3 separate regions of the Homo sapiens genome follow, and regions 1 and 2 are each linked to region 3. The links are chromatin loops, found by intact Hi-C in ENCODE. Cell type or tissue: sigmoid colon. All regions are shown on one strand. Region 1 has its middle 14 kb from the start of INSC. Region 2 has its middle 16 kb from the start of CYP2R1. Region 3 overlaps INSC (INSC spindle orientation adaptor protein).

Evidence for each region. Peaks named below come from ENCODE experiments on the same cell type or tissue, not always from the same donor. Only the 100,000 strongest peaks of a DNase experiment are listed, where the experiment ranks them.
Region 1: a loop joins it to region 3, with 14 times the contacts of the local background. A loop is called at or near these places in 101 of 110 quality-filtered maps.
Region 2: a loop joins it to region 3, with 11 times the contacts of the local background. A loop is called at or near these places in 50 of 110 quality-filtered maps.

The regions. Positions count from the first base shown.
Region 1 is chr11:15,097,298-15,105,297 of GRCh38, reverse strand. No RefSeq gene overlaps it. Among named protein-coding and RNA genes, the nearest start is that of INSC, 14 kb to the left of the region's middle. RefSeq lists a silencer at 4,042-4,091. In sigmoid colon, a CTCF peak has its summit at 4,002 (motif pointing left); a DNase peak (open chromatin) is centred at 4,017.
Region 2 is chr11:14,904,349-14,912,348 of GRCh38, reverse strand. It overlaps the pseudogene CALCP. Among named protein-coding and RNA genes, the nearest start is that of CYP2R1, 16 kb to the right of the region's middle. RefSeq lists enhancers at 4,089-4,588, 6,231-6,340, 6,521-6,620. In sigmoid colon, CTCF peaks have their summits at 3,612 (motif pointing left), 4,430 (motif pointing right), 7,139 and 7,342 (motif pointing right); DNase peaks (open chromatin) are centred at 4,428, 6,468, 6,788, 7,358 and 1 weaker place; H3K4me3 peaks cover 1,466 bases.
Region 3 is chr11:15,203,971-15,211,970 of GRCh38, reverse strand. The region is part of intron 7 of INSC (INSC spindle orientation adaptor protein); the gene reads right to left. Among named protein-coding and RNA genes, the nearest start is that of INSC, 93 kb to the right of the region's middle. RefSeq lists a silencer at 3,161-3,210. In sigmoid colon, a CTCF peak has its summit at 3,155 (motif pointing right); DNase peaks (open chromatin) are centred at 3,170 and 4,983.

The DNA of each region.
Region 1 (8,000 bases), 110 kb after region 3:
GGTTTGAAGCATGCGGGGACTGACAACTGCGGGAACCCATTACCACCACCAATTCTAGAGGGACAAGCAGGTAAATCACTTACTGGTGTTCCAGGGCAGCCTTGGAAGAGGCTACCCAGAAGAAACTGTGATCATAAAATCATAGCTCCAAAGAGAAATGGAGAAGAAATTCCCTAACCTGTCTCTGCTCCTTCCTCTGATCTCCAGCCAGTTCCTCTGCTGGCTGAACCCAATCAGGGAACAAGAGAGTCCAGGTGCTACGGTCTGAAGATCAGCTCTTCCAGATGCAGAGCAGAGCAGAGATGATAGAGAAGCTATGGGGGAGGATGCCCAGCTGAATGGTTTATAAGCAGAACCCAGAGAAAAACCAAGACCTACAAACTCTCTAAGTCCCCACAGACACTGCTTCATTTAAATCTCTGTATAGAAGCACTGAACTCCAGAAAGCCTCTAAATTGCCATAATGGTTTTGATAGGCCCAGATTTACAGCCCTTGGCTAAGGGCTTGCCAAAGGCAGAAGCTATGCTATCAAGCACTTGCAACAACTGAAATAGAAGCTTCCAGAAAAGTTTCACCAAGAGATGAAAAATCTGACAATTTGAATAATTGAAAAGCCTTAATGCAAACCCTCAGATAAATTATTGAGGATGTATTAGATTATTGAGGATCCATTATAAAGGATCCTTCTAATAGAAACCATGCCCAGCCCAGGACTTTGTAGGAAATAAAAAATTGATCTGTTTTAAATTCCCTACAATTAACACTACTCAAGATTTAAAACGCCGGCCCTCCAGAACCCATCTATGCCCAAGGCCCATGAGGATAGGGTAGTGAGGGTGGGGTGCAGAGAGAGACAGCTTTCAATCCAGAAGACTAAGTCCCTTCTAGGAGTAAGAACATTCCTAAAGAATGCTTCAGAACATGGTGACCTCACTACTGCCAGAGAAAGTCTAGTACAGAAAACATTAATGAATAAAGACCAATCCTATGCCTGGCACCATGCACATCACTAGGAATACAACCATGATTAAGGCAGGGTCTCTACCTTGGAGTCCTCACAACCTAGTAAATGGAGAAAGATATAAATAGACCATTCCCATAGGAGGAGTTAATTAAGGGAGAGATGAATTAAAATGTCCCAATATAATTGTGTATTTCTGCTTTATATACTGTCAGGCTATGTTATTAGGTGCATATACGTTTACAATTATTACATTCTGCTGGAAATGTTACATTTTGTTATCTTAAGATAGCCCTCATTATCTCTTAATGCTTTTTGTCTTATGGTCAATTTTAGTCAAATTAATATTAATTACACTGCCGTTATTTTAGTTAGTGTTTGCATGGTATATTGTATTTTCATTCTTTTTCTTTTGCCATTCTGTATTCTCATGTTTTAGGTAACTCCTGTAAAAAGCCTACAGTTAGATATTTTTTAAGCCTAGTCAATGTAAATGGAGGTGAAAGAGTTATGTATAATGCAAATCTGTGAGAAGAGCTTTCCCAAAAAAAGGAATCAGTGAAAGCAAATATTCTAAGGCAAGAGTATGGCTGGTATCTTTGAGCAAGAGCAGGAAGAACACTAAGGTGAAACAAAGGAGTGAGGGGAGTACGAGGTGAAGGCAGAGATAGGTAACGGCTGAAGCAATGCCTTTGAGTAGTGGAAAGGGGAGGGATCTGCTGCACAAATAAAAGAAATGGCTCCAGCTAGGGGCACAGAAAGTTAATCGATGGCAACCAAGGGAGAAGAGCACCTATGTTCAGATGCCAGTAGGTGTAGAGATGTTTTGTTAAGAGTCTGTGGAGGCTCTCTTCTGATTGATGCCATCCTTTAAGTGAAGTAACAAGCAAGGTCAGAAGCTTAGAATAAGGATGGTGGAGAGGGTGCTGGGAGTTTGAGGAAGGTATATAAAAGTGATCTAGAAGTAAATGGGAGAGTGAAAGGACTAGGGACATACAAATCCATAGCAGCAATAAGGGCCTAATTAAGTCTCTCATAATCATGGATTCAGGTATTTAAAATGAAGCAATCAATATGGTTTTGTATTTTTCTCCAGTCTTAAAGGTCCTTGATCTAGATGCCAAAGTGGTGCTGAAACTTCTCTACTACATTCTGCTGAATGGTCATCTGGCCTGTGCTTGAACACCTCAAGTGACAGGAAGCCTATAACTGCCTGAGAATCTCACACTACCTTTAGACAGATAGGGTGACAGAAAGTGCTTCCCTATATGGAGCTGACATTTCTCTTCCTGTTAGGTCCCCCTACATTTGAACCTGTGGGTCTGTTTCTGTTGTCTGTTGCTTAAGTTGTACTAGTTCCTCCTACATCTGGTCATCCAGAAATTCATCTATAAATTTGACAACATATCCAGTTGGTGAGGCTGCAAGAAAGAAGAACCGTTATATAAGATGGGTAGAAATACAAAATGCCACATTTCCTAAATCTAGCAAAATTACATATGCAGTTCCCCTTTGACTATACAATCCTATTTCTAGAAAGGATAAAAAATAGTATCGCATTGGATTAAAATTAGATTAAAGTGGTCCCAGATTATCCCCATGTGTATCCCTGCTAAGAAACAATATGAACATTTTGCAAAATTTAGCTCCAAAGATGATTATTATAGCATTTTTATGATAATTAAAATCTGGAAACAACTTACATGTATATAGGGCTTCATTGCATAAATTCTGGCACATCTATTCAATGTAATATGAAATAAGCAAAAAATAATAGAAGAACAAAGTATAGCATAGAAAGATACACACTGAAAAAGACAGACTTTAAAGAGGTTTGATGTTATACATGTTTATAAATATGTACATAAAGATGTGGTATGGTTTGAATGTATGTGTGCCTCCAAAACTCATATGTTGAAATTTAACCTCCAAGGTGATTGTATTAAGAGGCAATGCCTTTAGGAGGTGACTAAATCATGAGGGTTTCACTATTACAGCTGGAATTAGCACCTTTATAGAAGGCCTTAAGGGGGTGAGCTCCCCCCTCCATCTCTTCTGCCATGTGAGGACACAGTGTTTGTCCCCCTTTTTGCCCTTCTGCCACATGAGGATGTAGCAACAGGTGCCATCTTAGAAGCAGAGAGCAACCCTAACCAAATAGTAAATCTGCTGATGCCTTGATCTTGGACTTTCCAGCCACCAGAACTGTGAGGAATAAATTTCTATTCTTTACAAATCACCCAGTCTGTGGTATTTTGTTATAGCAGCAGGAACAAAACTAAGATAAGATGTAAAAGAAAGAACATACGCCAAACTGTTAATGGTGGGTTTATCTGAATGATGGGATAACTAAGAAACACATATATTTTTGGGGGGAGAGATGCTATATTCAAAATTTTCTGTATTGTGTATATATTATTTTATAATTAGGAAAACAAGTTATTTAAATTATTTCATTTGAAAAAACCCTACCAGCACATTCAGGTCAAGACTAACTCCTCCATAAAACCTCCCTAATTTTTTCTTCACCCACCCCCACCCCATCTCCAGCCAGGAGATCTCTAAGCCTCCTCTGAGCTCAGACAGCATTTTGAAATAATAAATCTCAGTAAGGAAGGACAGGCTCAAGAAGAGTAGTCCTGTGTCAAAATTCGGGGATCTCCATTCATGCCCGTAATGACCCCCACTCCCACCACTCTTCCATCTCTGCCCCAGCCTTTGTGCTTTGAGGGAAATCAGGAATAAAACAAAATGGGTCTCACTAGTATTCTCAGTCTCTGGATGTCTCAGCAAGGTTTCTCAGATGAGAGGAAACTTCAAGCCTCCCTCCTCCCTAACATTACCACCTGCCCCCGGAATCCCAAGTGCTTTGGAAGAATGTTACCTCACCTCTGTGAAGGAGGCACCATTAATTCAAATTTACAGGCCACAAAACCAAGGCTCAGAAAGAAGGAAGAATTAGAGATGAATCTGGGAGACCTGCTTGCGATCTGCCTGGGAGAAGGGGATCCTGGCTAAGGAAGCTGAAGCGGGGCTTAGTCCGCCCTCTGGTGGATAAGAGGCTGCTTTGCACCTAGCGGGACGGACTGAGGGAGAGACAGTATTTTAAGCTGCTGCTAGTCCTTTTATTTTGAAATTCTCACCTAATATCATAATAAGATGCATCTATATCTCATATAGAATACAATTTCTATACAACTACATAATAGTTGAGTTTAGTAGACCAACAGACATGAAGACACTTAAATAAACATTTATTTACCTGTCTTACCATATTCATATGTTGAAGCCAATAATATGCTTTGTAAACTTGAACATTTTCATGAATCCTTGAAAAAATTTTAGGCCTTCGGCTCATAGTTCTGGAAACTAAGTGATAAGAAGCCAGTCTCTTGCCTTTGCACCCTTTCTAGAGGATGCCATCCAGGTTTGGGGTGCCAAGGAGGCAGCAGAAGCAGGGACCAGCAATGTGACCATAGCCTGGCTTAGGAAGGGCACACAGAGATGGTGCGATTCTCCAGGCACCGCCTCAGTGATACACGGGGAGGCATGGAACATGTTCATGCTTTGTTCTGCATCCACACTGCAAATGCTCTAATGGCCAAAGGCAAGTGGACTATGACTTCTCCTTTATAACTCTAACTCTTATAGAACACAAGAGTCAACCTGGGTACCCTCAGAGCTTAGCTGAGACCATCCAGGTCTCATCCAGGACTTGAACAGATTTCACAAAACCCAGTTGGAGGGCAACAAGTAAATAAATACCAAAGGGAAGTGAAGTCTGGCTTTATCATCCAAGGCTGGTTTTTACCATCAGGAGCTCATTCTCAGGGCTCAAAAGTTCTATAATATTTCACTTCCATCCCAGAGAGATAATCATCAAACTAGCTTCAAAGGGTTGACTCTGTTCCCTTAGTTCCCACCTTCTCAGTCTCCAGCCTACCTCCACGGGGTCAGTGTCATCTTAACACCCATCGTCAGTGAGCCTTTTCCTACATATCTCAACAACCCTTTCCTGAAATCCAAACCGAAGAAGGGATCAATTCCCTTCTGGTGACCTAGACCTGTTCTCCCAAGTTCTAGTTTCTTATCTGAGAAGCAGGCCTATTGCCCCATATAACTGGGAAAAGTAACAAGCTTACACTAGAGGTGAGACCTTATCTCCTACAGAAGGCCCCTGGCTTTATTACTTATTGTCTCATCCTTATAAGGAGAGCTTAATCCACAATATTCATTTACTAAGAATTAAAAGTTATACAAGCAGTATATTATTCCTTCACACAAGTCATACTACACAGTGAGAATTTATCTCTGTCTGCATAGCAACTTCTATATTTCCAGAGGTTTAGATCTGAGGGCTACTGAAGAATCATCAAATGAATGCTGCAATTTAAAAAGGTTATTCTCCTCTAAAGCAAAGTATCAATCACTTTTTCTATAGCTGTTTGCTAACATCCAGGAGTGGCTTCTTCTCTTGAGCTTTTGCATGGGCAGGATAACCAACTATAGCTAGATCCCCTCCTCTTGGGCAGGTTAAAACATAGCTAAACAACTCTGAGTTATAGAGTGAAGAGAGAGGTGAATGAGACAGTCCTTGCTTGATAAGAGCTCTAGCCTATTGAGGAAGACTGCACTTTCAGACAAAAGAAAACTAAGAGACACAACAGCAGCAAGGACTTACAAGTGAATCAGTTCCTGGATGTGTTTCAAACAGTGAGAAATTAGAAAAGAGGCAGTATCCATGAGCCTGACTTTTCCTACTCTCTCAAATATTCTGTGTTCCTTCTTGCCCTCTTGTCTTGTCTCTACAAACACTCACTAGCTCTTTTGTGTATTATCATAATCTCAAATACCTCCTATTCAAATTCCAGTGACTCCTACATTTAATTATTTACATAGATCTCTCAGACTACACATCACATTAGCCACTTGGAGGTCCCTCAATTTTGTATGACTCTATTAGATACTGTCTTTTCTGGGAAAGGGCAGGTGTATCTAGCATTAAACCCTTCTTTCCAGTTAGCATCCTGACCTCTTATTTGGAGAATTCCCTGTTGTGTGTAGTCTTGGTGGAAGGTAGTGCTTGCTCCCTGTGATGGAAGCTGAATTAAATAGATATTCTCTCACAAACCCAGCATGATGGAGATGCAAGCACATGAGGTAGGCTCAGCTCTCTCCCAGGGCTCTCAATCTTGAGCAAATGTAGAATGACTAAAAGTCATAACCATTACAGTGGCAATAACAACATAAAGACTTTTGTCTCTATGTTTATGGCAATAACAACATAATGAGTTTTGTTCCTCCCCTCTGACATTTTCTGAAGTTTTGCTGTCCAGCCCTTGGAGCATCCCTAGGTTTTCTTCTTGTTTGTTTGGTGATTTTTTTATTATTTCTCAGCTTTGTCCTCCACTTAGCCATTGTAGTAGGCAGCCTCCAAGATACTCACTAATTATCCTTGTCTCCCAGTACTGTTGCCTTTGTGTAATTCCCTCCCGCATTATGCTACGGTTGGTCAATGTCACCCATAGAATATTACAAAAGTAATTTGGGAATAAAGGAGTATTCAACTTCCATCTTGTGCTTTCATTCTCTCTTCCCACTCACGTACTATACTCCAGCAATCAGTTACTCTGAGGTAAGTCATGACATAGGCAACCTTTTGAAGAAGCCCACATGGCAAGAAATTAAAACCTCTTGCCAACAGACACATTAGCAGCCTTAGAGCACATCCTCTGGCCCCATTCAAGTCTTTGAAGACTGCAGCTTTGTCTGACATCTTAGTTGCAACTTCACGAGAGTCTCTGAACCAGGACCACCCAATGAAGCCACTCCCACATTTCCAACCCTCAATAATTCAATGAAACTCTGATATGCTTCCAAAAATTTGCCTTTCTGCATAAGAGGTCCTGAATCCATTTCTATTGCTTACAGCCAAGAATCCTAACTGATACAGAGATTGATACCATGAGTGCAGTGAAGGAAAGAAATGTTTAGCAAAATATGCAAAATATGGGAAATACAGGATCATTTATCTGGCTAATGTATGACAAATAGCACAAAGGCTCATTCATGTCCCAGAATAAAGATCTAGCAGCTATGACGCTCAGCATAAAACTGATTACCTGTAATTAAGTTCTCATCAAATAGAAAAGTTTGGACACTCCAAAGATCTCAGAGTGGAGGTAAATGCTTATGTCTCTACATCCCAAAACTCTCAACTCAAGGCATGCATTGAAACTCAAGGACTTTCCATGATAGTGTTAAAAACAAATTCTCATTGCAGTAGAACTCAGTGTTGCTTGAGTAGTTGCATGAGTAGAACTCATGACAGTGTTGCTGTCATGTCGTAACATGACAGTATGAAGTTCCACTGCACTACACACAAAAAAATCACCTTCATAACAACCAAAAATTAGATGAGAGATCACAATGCCAGGTTTTAACATCATATTAAGGAAAGAGGCGCTAAAAAGTGAAGGAAAGAGGCACTAAAGAGAGTAGGAAAGACAGTCTTGAATCATCTATACCACCCCTTCTCCATCTCCTGGCATCAGCCTCATGGTGTGAAGAATCTGTGCTCTTGGGAGAGGGAGAGCACAGTCATCGTGGGGCTCGGCATTGGAACTCAGTGCTGCCCTGTCATGGCAGAAAGTAACATGGGGCAGAACTCAGCTGGTGTCCATAGATGGAGCATTTAGACCAGCCTTAGCCAAAGGTGAATCATCCATCCCTGTGGTCAGAACCTGAGCTCTGGCAAGTCTCATCACCACAGGATAAAGTACTCTGGGGTTCCAAATAAACTTGAAAGTTGGTCTAGGCCACAAGGACTACAATTCCTGGGAAAGTCCTGGTGCTGGGCTGGACTCAGAGCCAATGGATTTCAGGTGTATGCAAACTAGGGAGACACCAGCTGGAGCAATCGATGGAGTGCTTGCACCACCCTCCCCCAACCTCAGACAGTGCAGTTCACAGCTTCAAAAGAAACTCCTTCCTTCTCAAGGAGAGGAGAGGTGAGGGTAAAGAGGACTTTGTCTTGCA
Region 2 (8,000 bases), 300 kb after region 3:
ATCATGGGTGAGATTAAGCATTTCCAACTATGTGTGAGATGAAGCACCCTTCCATATGTTTATCTCACATTCAGGTTTCCTCCTTTATAGATTGCCTGTTTGTAACCTGTATACATTATTCTATTGGGTAGTCTTCTTTTCCTTATTTATTATATATGACTTGGATATTACTAGGAATGCTTTGTTTTTATATGTATTGCAGGTATATTCTTCCGGAAAATATCAATCAAAACTGGGAGGAGCTTTGTAGACTAAAATTTGCAAGGGAGTGCAAGGGGACAATATTAAGTCAGAGAATGCTGGGGTGATCTGGATTCCGGGCCCAAATCTTAGTTATAGGACAAAGCCCCTGTACTGAGCAGGAACAAAAGGAGCAAAGAAAAGGAAAGAAGAGTCAGCCCATTTCAGAGAGCACAGTATTTTTTAACACTTCAAATAAACTGCAGAAGAAGATGCTCTAGAACCTTTAGGCTAGGAAAGCTACACCGGCTGTCTTCCCTTCTAGTACAGGAAAACTTGTCTTACTAAAATACAAGCAACAGAAATAAAATTAGTGAAACCTCAAAATTATTATCAGAAAAATATTCTTGCAAGCAATGAAAACAAGCCAGAAAGACATGCCCACAAAATAGGAAAAACTATATGCTAATATTCTAAACAAACAAGGTAAAAGAAATTAAGAAAATAATAAAAGTTTCAAAAGAGCAATATAAATTAGGATCAAAAGAACAACTTAAATTAGGATCAAAATAACTCAGAAATAATATTATTGGAGAAAAGAGAGCAGGAAGATATGAAAATGGAGCTTACAAAACCAAGGAAAGCATTAGAAATAAAAGAAAAAATATTTTGGAAATGGACATTAAAGTAGAAGTAATACATTAGTGAATAAACACAATGGAGAGTGTATAAAGAGAAATAGATAATGGAAAGGGATATATTTTTAATTAAACATATGAAAGAAATTTAAATTTTCTTCCTTTCCTTTATGTATTCTATTTTATTCTTTTATTATCTTTTCTTAAAATCAACTTTATTGATGTATAATTTACATAAAATTAAATGCATTTAAATTTATAGTTTGGCAAGTTTTGACAAAGTCACTACTACAATTAAGGAAAAGCAAAAAGAAAGAAAGGAAAAGAAAGACTGAAAAAATGAACAAAACACTTAGTTTGTACAAAAGAAAACAAGAAAAAAAAATAAAGAAACAGGCCAGATGGGACTAAAGCAAAATAAATAGAAGGTAGAAGACAAACCCAACTATATCAGAAATTATATTAAATGTACAAGGATTAAGCACTCCAATTAAGGAAGAAAATGGTCGGGCTGTCTTTAAAAATGCTAACTATATGTTGTTTATAAATATGAAAGTTAGAAAATGGGGAAGATATACTATAAAAACACTAACATAATATACATAGCGTGGCTATATAATATCAAATAAGCAGACTTTAAGATACATAGTATTACTAGTGATAAAGAACATTTCAAGACCTGAAACAGTAAGAAAAAAAAAATCCTAAATTTTAAATACACCTAATAGCATAGTTTCAAAATATATACAACAGAAATAAAGAACCCGAAGGAGAACTAGACAAATGTATGTAATTGTATAATTCAACTTATCTCTCTCAGTAGCTGATAGAAAAAGCAGTTAAAAAAAAATACATGGTATGGCTGGGCATGGTGGCTCAAGTCTGTAATCCCAGCACTTTGGGAGGCCAAGGCAAGTGGATCACCTGAGGTCGAGAGTTTGAGACCAGCCTGACCAACATGGAGAAACCCCATCTCTACTAAAAATACAAAAATTAGCCAGGCGTGGTGGCTCATGCCTGTAATCCAAGCTATTTGGGAAGCTGAGGCAGGAGAATCACTTGAACCCAGGAGGTAGAGGTTGTGGTGAGCCAAGATCACGCCATTGCACTCCAGCCTGGGCAACAAGAGTGAAACTCCGTCTCAAAAAAAAAAAAAAAAACAGTGTCAATGAGATTTTAACAACACAATTAAGCATCTTGACCCAATCAACCTATATACAATGTTACATTCAACACCTCCAAAATATGCAATCTTTGAAGGATAAGTGGAACATTTACCAAAATAGATCATATGCTAATCATAAAGCAATTCTCAATAAATTTCCAAGAACTGGAATCATTGAGAGTATTTATCTAACCGTTGTGAAAATAAATTTGTAATCAATAACAGAAAAATATTTGGAAATTTAGCAGTATATACCTAAATAACCCATGTATCAAAGAAGCAGTCATAAAGAAAATAAAAAACATTTTTAATTTAAATATTTTTCAATTGAAATATTGAAATTAAAATATGACATCAAAATTTGTGGGCTGCAGTTAAAAACCATTATTTTAAAAAGTTATTATAGCTTTAAATACATATATTTGAAAAAACAAAACGTTGGGAATCAGTTACCTCAGCCTCCATCCAAAGAAGATAGAAGAAAAGGACATAAATTAAATCTAAAAAAGGAGAAAAATAAAATAATAACAGTAGAAATTAATGAAATAGCAGAGAGAAAATCAACAAAGCCAAAAGCTGGTTCTTTGAGAAGATTAATACAATTCACAATCCCCTAGCAAAACTGAGCAAGATAAAAAGAGAGAAAATACATATTACCAGTATCCAGAATAAAAAGTGTTATACCACTAGCGATCCTAAAGACATTAAAAGAAAATAAGTGAATATTATGAATATTTTGTGCCAATAATTTTGACAATTTTGATAAAATATACAAGTTTCTTATATAAGACAAGCTACCAAAATTTGCACAAGAGGAAATGGAAAATCTGAATAGTTCTGTATCTGATAAAGACTTAAATATATAACTTAAATCTCTCTCACAAAGGAAGCTCCAAGAAGGAAGAAATATAATTAATCAAACAGAAATTTTTCAGAGAAAAAAGAAAGAAGCAACATTTCCGAATTCATTTAATGAAACTAGTAGAATCCCACAAAAAGTTATAAGGACATCACCAGGAAGGCAAAATACAAGCAAATATATGTCATAAATATAGATGTAGTAATCCTAAACAAACAAGAAAAGTAAATCAAAAATCATCAATGTGGAAAAGAATGATGATCATGACCAAATGGTGTTTATTTTAGGAATATAATATTGGTTTTACCTCCAAAACTCAATGTATTCACCACATTAACAGAATAAAAGAGAAACACCATATGATCATCTACATAGATTTTAAAAAGACATTTGATAAAACTTAAGAACCTTCTTGATACAAACTCTCAGAAAACTAGAATGAAAAGAATGTTCTTATTCTGAACAAAGATACTTATGAAAAATCCCACTGTTAACATCATATTGAATGAGCATTCCTCCTGAGTTTACAAACACAATGAAGATGTTCACTATCCTCAATCAGTTCTTTTCAATATCACTCTGGATGTCAACAAATGTTCTCAGGGCATTTCAACATCAATTAAGCCTAAGGATTTTACTTAGTTTCCTGTGTATTTGGTTATTCAGAAATGAGAAACATTTCCATGAGTTCTATTTCAGTTTTCTTTTTTACAAATGAACTACTAATTCATCACATTGTAAAGAGCTCTTAGCTCTTATCTGGACAGTCTTTGTTGCCATCTGCTGGTGATCAGCTGCTCTACCTGAGATCTACTCTCCACCTTAGAAAGGGAAGGAATGGGGAGAACCAGCCATCAGAAATCGAACTGACTGAAACGGAAGGAGAAAGTGTAAGAAACAGCAAGTCTAAAACCTCCTAACACATTAGGGCACCTACTGTATTCCAGCCCCCATGCTAGGTCTTCACACACTCACTAACTAGAAGCAGTAGAAATACTAGTTAAGAAAATGGAGTGTGGAGCCAAACTACCCGGATTTTAAAGCTCAGCTTTACCATTTACTAGTTTATGACTTTTAACAAATTACTTAACCGTACTTGTTTTAGTTTCCTCACAGATTGTTGTGAGGATCAAAATCATCAGTCAACTATTTACAACTGTAACCAGCTCATAGTCAGCACTAAACAAAGTACATGTATTTCACAATTATCCCATCTAATGAGAGCTATTGTTGCAAGAGCAATTCTCACAGTGAGCGATTCCACATCTTCGCATTTCACTTCCTAACAGCTTTCAAAAACGGAGCTTTTTATTGTGTCTAACCACAGTCCTTCCAGCTGCACTGGGACCTCTGTCTCCCCTGGAGCCTGAGAAAGGCTGGGCTCCAAGTCCTCCTGAACAAATCAGCTTGCTGGACCCCTTGCCAGTGTGCTCTCTCCTACCTCTTGGGATCCGCCTTCTTGGTATGCTGCGGGGAAAGGAGGCCCTGTTCTGGGCGCTTGGGGAGCCTCACCTGGAGCTCTGTCTCCTGCTCCTGCTCCAGCTCACTGGCCTTCATCTGCACATAGTCCTGCACCAGTGCAGCCAGCAGGAGGCGCACTTCCTCCTCACTGAGTGTGGCCGGGTCTGGGCTGCTCTCCACGGGAGACCTGTGGAGGGGAAGCAAACTCAATGCAGGCTGTGAGTCCCTGCCTGCCCCTCCCCAGGATAAACAGCCAGGCTCCCTGGTATCTGCTTCTTCCCCTGAGGATGTGGCCACTGCGACTCCCAGGGGACAGGGCATGAGGTCAGGGTCCACCTGTGGGCACTGCTTCACCGGGAGCCATGCATGGTTTCAGAGGCACAGAGCTGCCTGGTCCCAGGGGCAGTGGGAGCAGAGGAGCCCCTGGTTCCAAGCTGTCTCACCTGAATGGCGCTGCCTGGAGGCTGCCTGCCTGGCACAGGACCAAGACTGAGAGCCAGCAAGCGGGAGAACTTCTGGGAGCCTTTGTTTGCTCTATGTAACAAGTAAAATGATGCCGCCTTTAGGCAAGTCAGTTAATCCCCAGCTGGGGTCACTGTCACAGCTTTTTTCAGTCGTTTAAGGTAACCTGGTATATTAGGGGTTTCTCTCACCTTCTAGTGAGTGGGGCCAGGCCAGCTACAGCTAAGTTTTCGGTATGTTCACACCTGGATCTAAAGGCGAAAGCATGGTACTCATTACTGCACAGAGCTTCTGCCCTAAATACCTGCTTTCTTCCCTACCATGCCCACCAGCCTAGATCCTTCTTCCCATCTATCCCGGACTCTTTAGAGGATGTCTCGGGCTCCGCCCATTTTCCATAGCTTTTCCAAAGGCACTTCCTAACTAGGAGTCCCCAAGTCTCCTCAGGCTTCAGGTCCCCTTTCCAAGTCTTTCCATCCCTTCACACCTCCTCATGAAATATCTCTCCACGCACCCTTCCCCAGGGCCTAGAACAACATGTGGAGCTGGGGGTGGGGGATTCAGTTGCCCCTCCTGTAGTCTGCCTTGGCTTTGTTCTTCATAGGAATTTAAAACTCCAGGCTCCACACAGCTCTGCGTTTGTTCAGGGGGCTCTCTAGAGTGTCTCCTAGGGTTCCTCGTGTCTTTTGGGGCCCTTCCCCAAGAGGTTGGTGTGGCAGAGTGGCTAGAGGCCAGGTTTCCTGTGCTGCCTCTGTTCCTGTGTAACCTCAGGCAAGTAACTGGACACTATCTAGGCCTCATTGCCCCAGTGGGGTACCTTCAAGTTTGAAGGCATTCATGAATGTAAACGGTTTGGAAGCTTCACAGAGCAGAGAGAGATGTCCAGGCCTGAGGGTGCCGGGTTCCGCTTGGGGTTGAAGGCACTTAGTCCCATCCTGTGGGTCTAGTCTACCATGAAGGCTTTCTGCCCAATATGGCTGAAGAAGGCAGGCTCACTGTCTCCCTCCTTAGGCACTTAGACAGCTGGGGTTATCTTTCCCGGGGCAAGGTCGTTATTTCAATAGCCCAGACACACACACACACACACACACACACACACACACACATACACACTTGCTCTGCACGTTCCTAGTCCCAGGAACATTTAATGACAGGTACACAGCCCAAGGCTCCGGCTGTCTGTAGGGACTGAGCTCCGTAGCTTCACCTGAACGTAGATGCGGGTGCCTCATGCCTCTCTAGAAGGCCAAACCCCTGGACAAACCCATCTCCTTGGGATCGCCTGCTGCCCTGCGCTGATTTAGGGACTGTTCCCCAAGGGGCACACACCGTAGTGTTGGACCCAGCTCAGGTTGCCACCGAAGTGGGCCTCTCCGCGCGCGCGCAGAGTACGCCGCGGCGCCGTGACGGCCCCAAACAGGGAGCTCGCCTCCGAGGGAGCAGGCGAGAGGAGAGGGAGGATTAGGGATAAGGGCCCACTGGAAGAATGACCGGAACCGAATTTACCCTTCTAGAGACTGACAGCCGTTGAAACAGCGCCTCCAGATCAAAGGGGAGAGACCAGGGGAAATGCAGAGAACGTGCGGGGCTAACGGCAAGAGCAGACAACATCCCCACAGTGGGCGGACTCGGACCCCAGCGGGCTCCCCAGCAGTGGTACCACTGGGGCTGGCGCTCTGCCCAAGACAGCACCCCCAGAAGGCTCACCCAGGGGAAGTGAAACCCTTTGCGGTGCCCAGAATAACAAGCCACCTTTCACCGCAGCCTACGACCGGCCGGCTGCACCCCAACGCGCGCCCGAACACACATACACACACACACATATGCACACGCCTTCCTGCCCATTCACCAGGGCGAGGGCAGCCCCTCTAGAGACCGTTTTGCACAGCTGCCTTGTGCCGCGGGGCTCTGTGTGTGGAGGTGCCCTGGGCCGGCCAATCCAGGCCAGTTCACTTGCTGCCGGCTACCTGGGGTAAAGGCCCGGATGCAACCCAGCCCGTCCTGCAGCGCCCTCCAAAGGAGCACAGGGGCCTCTGCAGGCCCGAAGGTTACCAGGTGTCTGTACTCAGATAAGAACAAGCACTCGAATCCAATGCTAACCAACTCACCCATACCTATGGAGTTCGAAATGCGCGCCCCGGGAGCGGGGGCTCGCCGCCTCCCAGCCATCTTCTCGCTAACTCGTGAACTGTGACTGCCAGAAGCACCCTCACGGAGGACCCGCGCACACTCCACCAACGGACGCAGTCTTGGTTGGCATTCACATCCCGGACACACGGACCATCATTGCGTACACCCGCCTTCCCTGCAAGTGAAACTTCTTTCCAAGTGGACGCTTTGCAGAAATCCGGCCCCCGAGCAGAGTGTAGGTCCGAAGGCACAGTGAGCCCCGCCGTCTCCCGGACCTGGCTTCCGCGGACTGGGAAGAAGACCCCCCGCCTGGCCAGGCCGAAGGATTCGGTGGGCTCCTCAGTGGAGCCCACGGTCCCGACACCCGCGGTCGTGGGGCCCCTGGGCCTGTGCACCCGGACAGCTGGTATGACCCGGGGTCCGCCGGTCCGCGGGCCGCCACGCCTTCGCGGCCGACAGGGGGCGCTGTTTTGACGCTTTGCTTGCCCCTTGTGCGATCTGGGCCTAGAAAGGCGAACTTTTCTAGCGCTCAGGAAATGCTCCCAGGAAAACCACGAAGGAACTGATTTCATTCTCTGAAAACTGTTCAACCAGAAATCCCCATGTGGCGACCGTCCAGTGCGTCCTCACACTTCCAAAATAAAAGCCACCCTGTCAGAAGCCAGTGGGCCAGGCCAGACCTAAGCATAGCGAGCAAAGGGAAACCTGTGTGGATCAATTAGATTCAGACTCAGCAAATCAAAATCGTTTTGTTGCTGCTGCCTGGTGCAATCCTCAATCAAGAATAAATCCAGAGCACATCTACATTTTATATCTGATCTCTCCTTACCTAGGAAAGCAAACTGCTGGGGCAAAGACTAGCTTCGTTTTATTTGGTGAACAAAATCAGTTTCTCTATAAAGGTGCCCTGGAAGGCCCGAACTGGGGTGAGATGAGTGAGGCACTTGTTTCCATTGCAAAATGTAAAGGGGTGCCAAAAATCTCAGGAATCCAGAGTAATATTTTAACGTAATGTCTTTAATGATAAAAACGAGTGCAAAAACATCCAGGACAAAGAACATATCTAAACTTGAAATAGGATCTGACAGGGCTAGGAATCCAACCT
Region 3 (8,000 bases):
AGAACAAAGTTGGTTAATTTATGTTACCAAATAGAAAAATGTATTAGACTATAGGGGCCCCGTGCTCTATTGGCACAAGATGAACAAAAAGGCTAATGGAACAGAAAAAAAAAATCCAGAAACAGACTCATGCATGTATCACTATTTAAAAAAAAAAGAAAAAGGTATCACTTCAATTCAGTGCTGAAAGTACAGTCTTTTCAATAAACAGTGCTGGCTCAATTGGGTATCCATATGGGAAAAAAATTGACCTTGAACACCATTTTAAAATTAGGTTGAAATATATCATAAGCCAAAATTTTAAAGGCAAAACAATAAAGCTCCTAGAAGAAAATTAGGAGAATATTTTCATAATTTTGGAAAAATCAATGATTTCTTAAATGGACGCAAGCAGCACCGACTACAAAAGAAAAGGTCAATAAATTGAATTTTAACAAAATTAAGCATTTCTATTTATCAAAAGACACCATTAAGAGAATAAAAAAACCTACCACAGGCTGATAATATGTATCTTAAGAGAATTTATATGTAGAACGTGTTTTTCAAAGTTTATACATCAATAAGAAAAGACAAACAACCCAGTGTTTTAAAAATGGGCAAAAGACTCAGCCCTACATTTCACAAAAGATGATAACCAAATGGCCAGTAAGGATGTGAACAAGTGTTCAAAACCATTACTCATCAGGAAAATAAAAATTGAAACCATAATAAGAGAGGACGGTACACTCAAGTTGGTCACAAGCAGAGCACTGTATGTCCAGCTATTACAAATCTCCAAATAACTTGGTTTGTATTTTTGAAGTAGCCCAAAGAGAGAACGAAACACTCCTTTGGAAATTGATTGTCCATTAGCTGGGCTTGTGTCTTTCCAGCTCTTCTCCCTTTCTCTTCCTCCAGTAAGTCTCTTCCCCTTTTCTTATCCTCCTTCCTTCTCCCTGTCTCTCTTTATCTCTGTGGGTGACCAGAGGACCCACCACTTGCCGGCAGCAGGTTGTGGGTGATGGTTCTAGTTCTGGGCTTTGAGGGCTGGCCTACTGTCCATGCTGCACTGTCAGTGCCAGACTGTTCCCAGAAGTGGATCCTGCCTACCAAATTCTACCCTAAACCTTCACAGTGTATCATCCTTTCAATCCTCCCTCCACCCCACCAGCCCAAGCAACCTCCTTTACCCTGCTCCCCTCCAAACTAGCACTTGCCCCACTCCAGAAGCACTCAGGGGTGGCTGAGAGTGCCACCTCTGTACCTTGTCCCATGTCCTAGGCAATCTTTGCTTCCCTGTGAGCACGGCCTCCCTTCTCCCCAGCAACAGCACTGTGTTTTCATCAGACTTCTCATTTATTTTCTGCTCTCACCAGATTCTTTGGGACCAGCTAGGAGATACACAACAACTTTACCCTGCTAAGCCTGCTGCATCCCACTCCACCACACACACACACACACACACACACACACACACACACACACAAACTCTCAAATGCAGAGCTCCATCTAAGAATTCACAGGCACCCAGCTCTCTTCTAACAACTCCTGGAAGAACACCACCCACTCAACACAACCCAAACCCACAGAACAGGCATGTCTGTAGCCCACAGAACAGGCTAGAATTCCTAGCCCTGCCAGCTAAACATCTAACTTTTGTTCATCACATTACATCTCACAAAATTACTTCATATGCCACAGGATACCAGCAGAACTAGGAATCCCATCAAATGAGAAAATTGAGGCTCATAGGGATTAGAAAACTTCCCTGTGGTCACTTAGCAAATCAGTGGCAAATGAAGAACTTGTCCCAGGATCTCTTCACTAACATCAAGCCTGCTGAACTTTACCCAGGAAACATAGCCAGCCTCAAAGGGCTTCTACTCATCTGACTTATCTCAGGCTGACTTGCAGAGCTCATCTTGGCCCACCAACCTCCCTAAGTCTCTTTGAGACCTAAGAACTTGGGCTTAGGGCCATTAGAATTAGGAGACGGGCAAAGCCGGTGCAAATTGCCAGGGCTAAGTGGTGCAAACAGGGGCTCAGGGCAAATTCCATTCTGTCCTTATTGAGGGACCCTATGATGTTTATACTCCCCCAACTCCCACCCCTCATCAGGGTCTGAAACTGATCACAGCATCCTGCCATGCTGTTTCAAGTGAAGTCAGACATTCTGCATTCTGGTCTCAGCCCTGTGGTTGATCTCGGGAATGTGGGTGTGCACATCATTTCACCTCTCTGGGCCTCTATTTTCTCATCTGCAATGAGGAAGAACGAACCAGAAATCTTCAATTGGTATTTATTTGGTTTCATAGCAAACATTATTCACCTGTGTGTGCAAACCACTTCCCTGATGGACTAAAGAAGTGGGTGAGATAGTGTCTCTTGGTGGGGAAGCCAAGGCAGAGGTTTGAGGTCAGGCAGTGTGGGATACGCTTCCAGAGCAGTACCACATACTGTGTGAGCACCAAGGAGGGAGGATCACAGTCGGGAAGGAGGTCCAGAGGAGGCCTTAGAGCGAGATGTCAACAGTGGAGGTGAAACTCTCATTGGGACACCCAGCACAGGCAGAGGCTCCAAGGCAAGGAGGCCCCAAAGACCTTTGGTGGAGAAATTTGGTGGGAAGGGGAAAATAACTCACATCTATGGAGCATTGACTTGTATCATCTTCACAACCTGCAAGGCAGGGATTGACACTTCACTTTCACCTGTGATGAAATGGGGCTCAGAGGGGTGCAAGGTCACACACACAGTGAATAAGTGGTAGAGCTGGGCACCAAACCCAGGCTTGTTTACCAAAGGGGCAATGTGCTGGAGGCAGCTTGCTCAGAGGGCACCTTCAGTGCCAGGCTGAGGGGTTTGGATTTTGTCCAGTGGGAACTAGGAGGCCTAGGAAGATTTCCACTCCAAGAACACACAGGACAGACTCTCTGGGGAAATCTGGAAGTTAGATACATGTTGGAATGAAAGATTTGCCTACATCATCGGAGGCTGGCTCAGTAGGAAAAAGCCCTCACTGCCCTGAATTTGTAAACCTCCCCTACTCCCCCACTCACTCCGCCCCACACACTGGCCCTGACTGTTGGTCCTGGAGCCCAGAGACCACCAGCCTCAACAGCCCCAGGAGAAGCCTACCCCAGGCAGCCTGATGGAGCGGCCACTGGTGTTCTTATCCACCAGGGGTCGCTGTTGCACAGCACATGGGGTCCCACCGAGCCTCTGCGGATGGAGCCTGCTCCTGCAAACCCACTGCTGCACTTAGGCACCTGGACTGCCTGGCAGCCCCATCCCTTCTCCAAACTCAGGTTGGACCTGGCGGGAAAGGCGCAGTCCCCGAGCCTTCCTTCAGTCTGGAAAGTACTGGCCCATAATCTCAGCCTAGGTCTTTGTTAGAAGGGGAGAGGGCAGGTGGGGCAGTGTGGCTAATTTAGTTCCTGCCTCTTTGCATCCTGGCCTCCTTAAGTGCCCCCACCCCAGCCATCAAGACAGACAGACAGGAGCCTTGGTATGTCGAAAGTGAACAAGCCACAGTCCCTCTGAGAAGGCTCAATCATGGGCCCTGCCCCCTTGCAAGGCTGGGAAGAGTGACAATGACAGTGCCAGCCTCAGTTCCTTTCTGCCTGTCAGCCAGAGTCACAGCACAGCTAACCTGGGACCCTGGGCCTCTCTGCAAAGCCTTAGCCCATTCCCATGGGAGTTGAAGGCTAGTGTTTGGGGGTGTGAGGAGTGGAGGAAGCTGATAATCCTAGATGGGTTGAGTGCCAAAGAGAGGTGAAGAGGCATCTGCGACCTTCATTCAGAGGCATTCTCTCTCCCTCTCTCTAAAAGCTATTCCTAGGTAAGAAGGGATTGCAAGACAAATTAAGCAAAGATTTTTTTGCCTTGCATTCACAGCCCCTCTGTCTCTATCCAGCCTGGCTTATATATTAGAACCAACTCTAGCAAGAAAGTAGTAGCTTTGCTTTGGGATCTGCACACTATGACACCATTCACCTAATGGGACCAGGGGGCACACTTAGGATTAGGAGCAAAAACGCAGGGTTCTCAGTCCAGCCTCTGTCCCTCCCAGTATCTCTATCCTTTCCAGCCTCAACTTGCTCTTCTGTAAATAAGATGGAGGTGACCATCTCTCCCTGCCTTCCTTACAAAATGACCGTGAAAAGCAAATGGGCATAATGGTGAGAAAAACTGATTAAAGTGAGGTTTTTTTGCTTGTTTGAATTTTTTATTTATTTTTTGCAAAAATTAACTATTTATGACCATCTGCAATTATACAGGGAGCAGACAGTGGAGACAGACCCCTGTAAAACAGCAGCTGGGGCCACAGAGCCTCCCCACCATTCCCGCTTGCAGCCCACTCCCTCCTGCCCAGGGCCTCTGGGATTTCAAGAGCTCAATATAGGCCTCCCTGTCTTCATCTCTCTTCCAGCCCAGCACCTCAGCTGTCAGGGCCTATTGATTCCAAGAAGCTGCCCCAGGAAATGAGGGTGGGGCGTGAAGGAGCTGCATGGAGACAGGCAGCAGTTTTCCAGCTCTTGCCCTTGGTGATTTTCTTCTTGGACTTGAAATTGAGCCGTCCTCCCCGCTCTCCCCTCATCTTTAATTTCTGTATTGATTTTCATTAAACTACCCCCTTGGCTCCAGCACAGAGTGAACTAACTCGTTATTTGAAAAAATAAAATAAAAGGGAGGAGTGAGAATAAAAGGATGCTTTTTGAAAGTGAGGCCGTCTCTGGTCTTTCAGTTCTGGAAAAGACAATGACCAGAACTGTCCTGAAGGTTGTCTGAGCCTTGGGCTTTGAGTGCCCCCCACTCCTTTTGGCCACAGACCTGTAGCTTCCTATCCCTAACATCTCCAGCCCCTCATCTGGACCATAGTCCGCAGTCCAGCTCTAGTCTCCAGCCCCCTCCAACCCCATCCTGGCCTGGCCCCATCCAACCACAATCAATCCCTGAACCAGCAGTGCCCTGACCTTCCCCTTCACCACTCAGAGTACCTGGCACCCTGCCATGGTCATTGCAAAATCCCCAATAACCAGGTCCTTTGGGGGCAATGTGAAGTTTTCCCCAGACCAGCCTGGAAAAGTAGAGACAAATGGGCATGGGAGGAGGAAAAGGAAACAGACACAGGCAGAGTGCTTTCTCCACGCAGGCACCATTGCTGCAAGACCCACCCATATTGCTTCATTGCATCACCATAGCAGCCCTATAAAGAAGGTGGGAGTCCCATTTTACAGAAGATGAAGCTGGGATTCAGACAGGAGAAGTGACTTGCTCCCTCACCTCTCTTCATTCTTCCCCAAACCCTGCAGTCCTCCCCCTTGGTAATGCCAGTTCACCTTGCCAGCTCCAGTCCTCCAGGAAGGCCACCCTCAGCAGTCCACCCTGACCAGGCTGGGTTCATCTGCTCTCGCTGGACTGTGTGGCTCTGGGGCCCTTACTCCCTCCTTGGCCCTCATTTTCTCCCTCTAGTCTTCTCCCAAGTGAGGTCCAGAGAACACTGCCTTCTCCTTGGGGCTCCCCCAATTCACTGAACACAAAGACCCTGGAAGACTTGGAGACTTGGAGCCCCATTGGGTGGCTCCCTGCTGGGGTGGCTCCCTGCTGTGGTGTCCCCTCTGCCCCTGCCCTTGTTAAGACTGCTTTCCTCTGGTCTGCCTGGGAGCTCCTCCCTGGCCCTTCTGGGCCCAGCTTCATTGCCTCTTTGGTGCTGCCTACACCGGCAACCCCACCAGAGGTGGGGCCTCCTGCTTATAGCCTCTGATGGCCATGGGACAGCCCTTACCACTGTCTGTCCTGCTGGGCCTCTCCCCCTTCAGCCATCCTGGGAAGCAGGGAGCCTGTCTCTTCTCCAGAACCCAGCATAGGGGTAGGGAATGAGGAGTGATGTCAGATGAAGACACAGGGAAGGAAGGACAGATGTCCTGAAGCTTAGGATGCAGGGAGGCTGCAGCCCAGATGAACCAGACCTCCACGTGACAGCTCTGAAAAGAAAGAATGAGGCCTCAAAACGCCTGTCAGACACTTGTGGAGAGGCCTTTGCTGTGTGTTGGCATCTTGCCTCCATCCCTGCTTGTTGGGTGTCTGTGTCCGTCCCTTGCCCAGGCCAACACAGAGAACCTGGCTCCCAGTCCTCTGCAGTCCCTGCCTCAGAAGGACCAGCTATCCCCAGGTAGCAGAGGAAAGAGCAGGAGTTTAGAACCAGCCAGACTTAGGTTTGCATCCAAGCTCTACATTCATGACTGAGGAAACACTGTCTCGGAGTCTCAGTTTCCTCGTCTGTTAAAGGGAAAGACTGTGAGGACTCATCCCCCCTGGACCACCCAACTTCTCCATGTGTGCACTTCACTGCAACTTTGACCAGGCCAGCCCCTCTCCCACATGCCAGCCCTCCCTTCCCCACCAGACCCTAACCTTCCATTCATTTTCAAAGTCCAAGTGATTAGCATTATACCTGCCACAATCACAGTAGCCACCATTTATTCGCTGTCTACTCTGTGCCAAGCATCATATTACTATACATGAGGTAGATTTTATAGGCTCATTTTACTGATCAAGGAACTGTGCTAAGCAAATCCCCCAGGATAACATATCCAAGCTCACAGTGAGAAAAATCTGTTCAAACCCAGGATTGCCTGATTCTCCAAGTTCTCAGTCTCTCCACTGTAATAGGCTGCTTCAGTGATAAAAGAAGGAATTCATAGAGTGAATTAGTGGTGGACTTCGTGAGAGAACAAATGAGTGAGTAAGTTTACTTATTTTTTATTTTATTTTACTTTTAAGAAACAGGGTCTAGCTATGTTGCCTAGGCGAGCCTGGAACCCCTGGCTTCATGCATTGCTCCTGCCTCACCCTCTTAAAGCACTGGAATTTGAGTGAGTTTAAAAGTAAGTGAATGACTGACTGGCAAACAGAAGGAATGAAGAAGCAGAGACGAAGTGACTTCCCGTGAGTGAATGAATGAGACCATGACTGAATCTATGACCACAAAAGTCCCCCAAACCCAGCAAGGCTCAGGCATGACACAGCAGCAATTGGGATGGATGCAGTGACCTGTCTAGACCCACAACTCCGCTGGGGGCTGTGCAGGATTTAATGAACCTCTTCACGGTTGAAGGAAAGGAGGGGGAAGCTGCACAACAGAGACGAATTTCACCAAATCCAGCACGTTTCCCACTGCCAATTAATTAAGCGAACCTCAGTGAGAAGGCCAGGCCAGTAAATCAGGCGGAGAAGGCTGGAACTTTGATGTGATCTAATTTGGCCACGAACCATGCCCGGTGAGTGGGTGGCTGGCAAGAGCCCCAGGGAACCACACTTCCCCACTCCACCTTCACTCACCTGTCACTCTGTGGTTTCTACAATCCGGCCTGTGCCTGGTCTTCACCATCTTCCATCCTCAACACTGACAATGGCCAACCTCACCAGAGCCTCTGTGGGCAGTGCTGAGCAGCCCAGCTCACAGAGGGTGGCAGGCATGGACAGAACCCAGGGAGGGGGTGTGGGTGGAGGGTGGGAGAGATTAAGGACCTCATGGGTGTCTCTAGAACTTCTCCCAACTTTGGAAGCAATATGATATGGAGGAAAGGAGCATGGAAACTGGCCTCACAATATCAGATTTTGAGTCCTGGGTCTGCACAATTGTTAACAGCCCAGGCTGGCTCTGGCCCAGCAGAGCTGGAATTACATTACTGCCTGGGCTACTTTTTAGCTATGCGCCCTTGAGCAAGTGGCTTCGCGTCTCTGAGTCTCCCTTTCTTCTGTAAGCAGTGGAGATATAACAGGATGGCAAGGAATAAATGACTTGATGAAAGGAGGGGCTTAGCAAAGTGCTTGCCCAAAGCAAGTATTCGATATATGTTAGTTATTGTTCCTCTCACCGTGGTCATGACATCTTCCTTACCTGCTAGAACCGGGCTCGGCAAGAATTTTCTATAGATGGCCAGAGAGTAAATATTTTTGGCTTTGAAGGCTATATGGTCTCTGTTGCAACTATTCAGTTCTGCTATTTTGGTATGAAA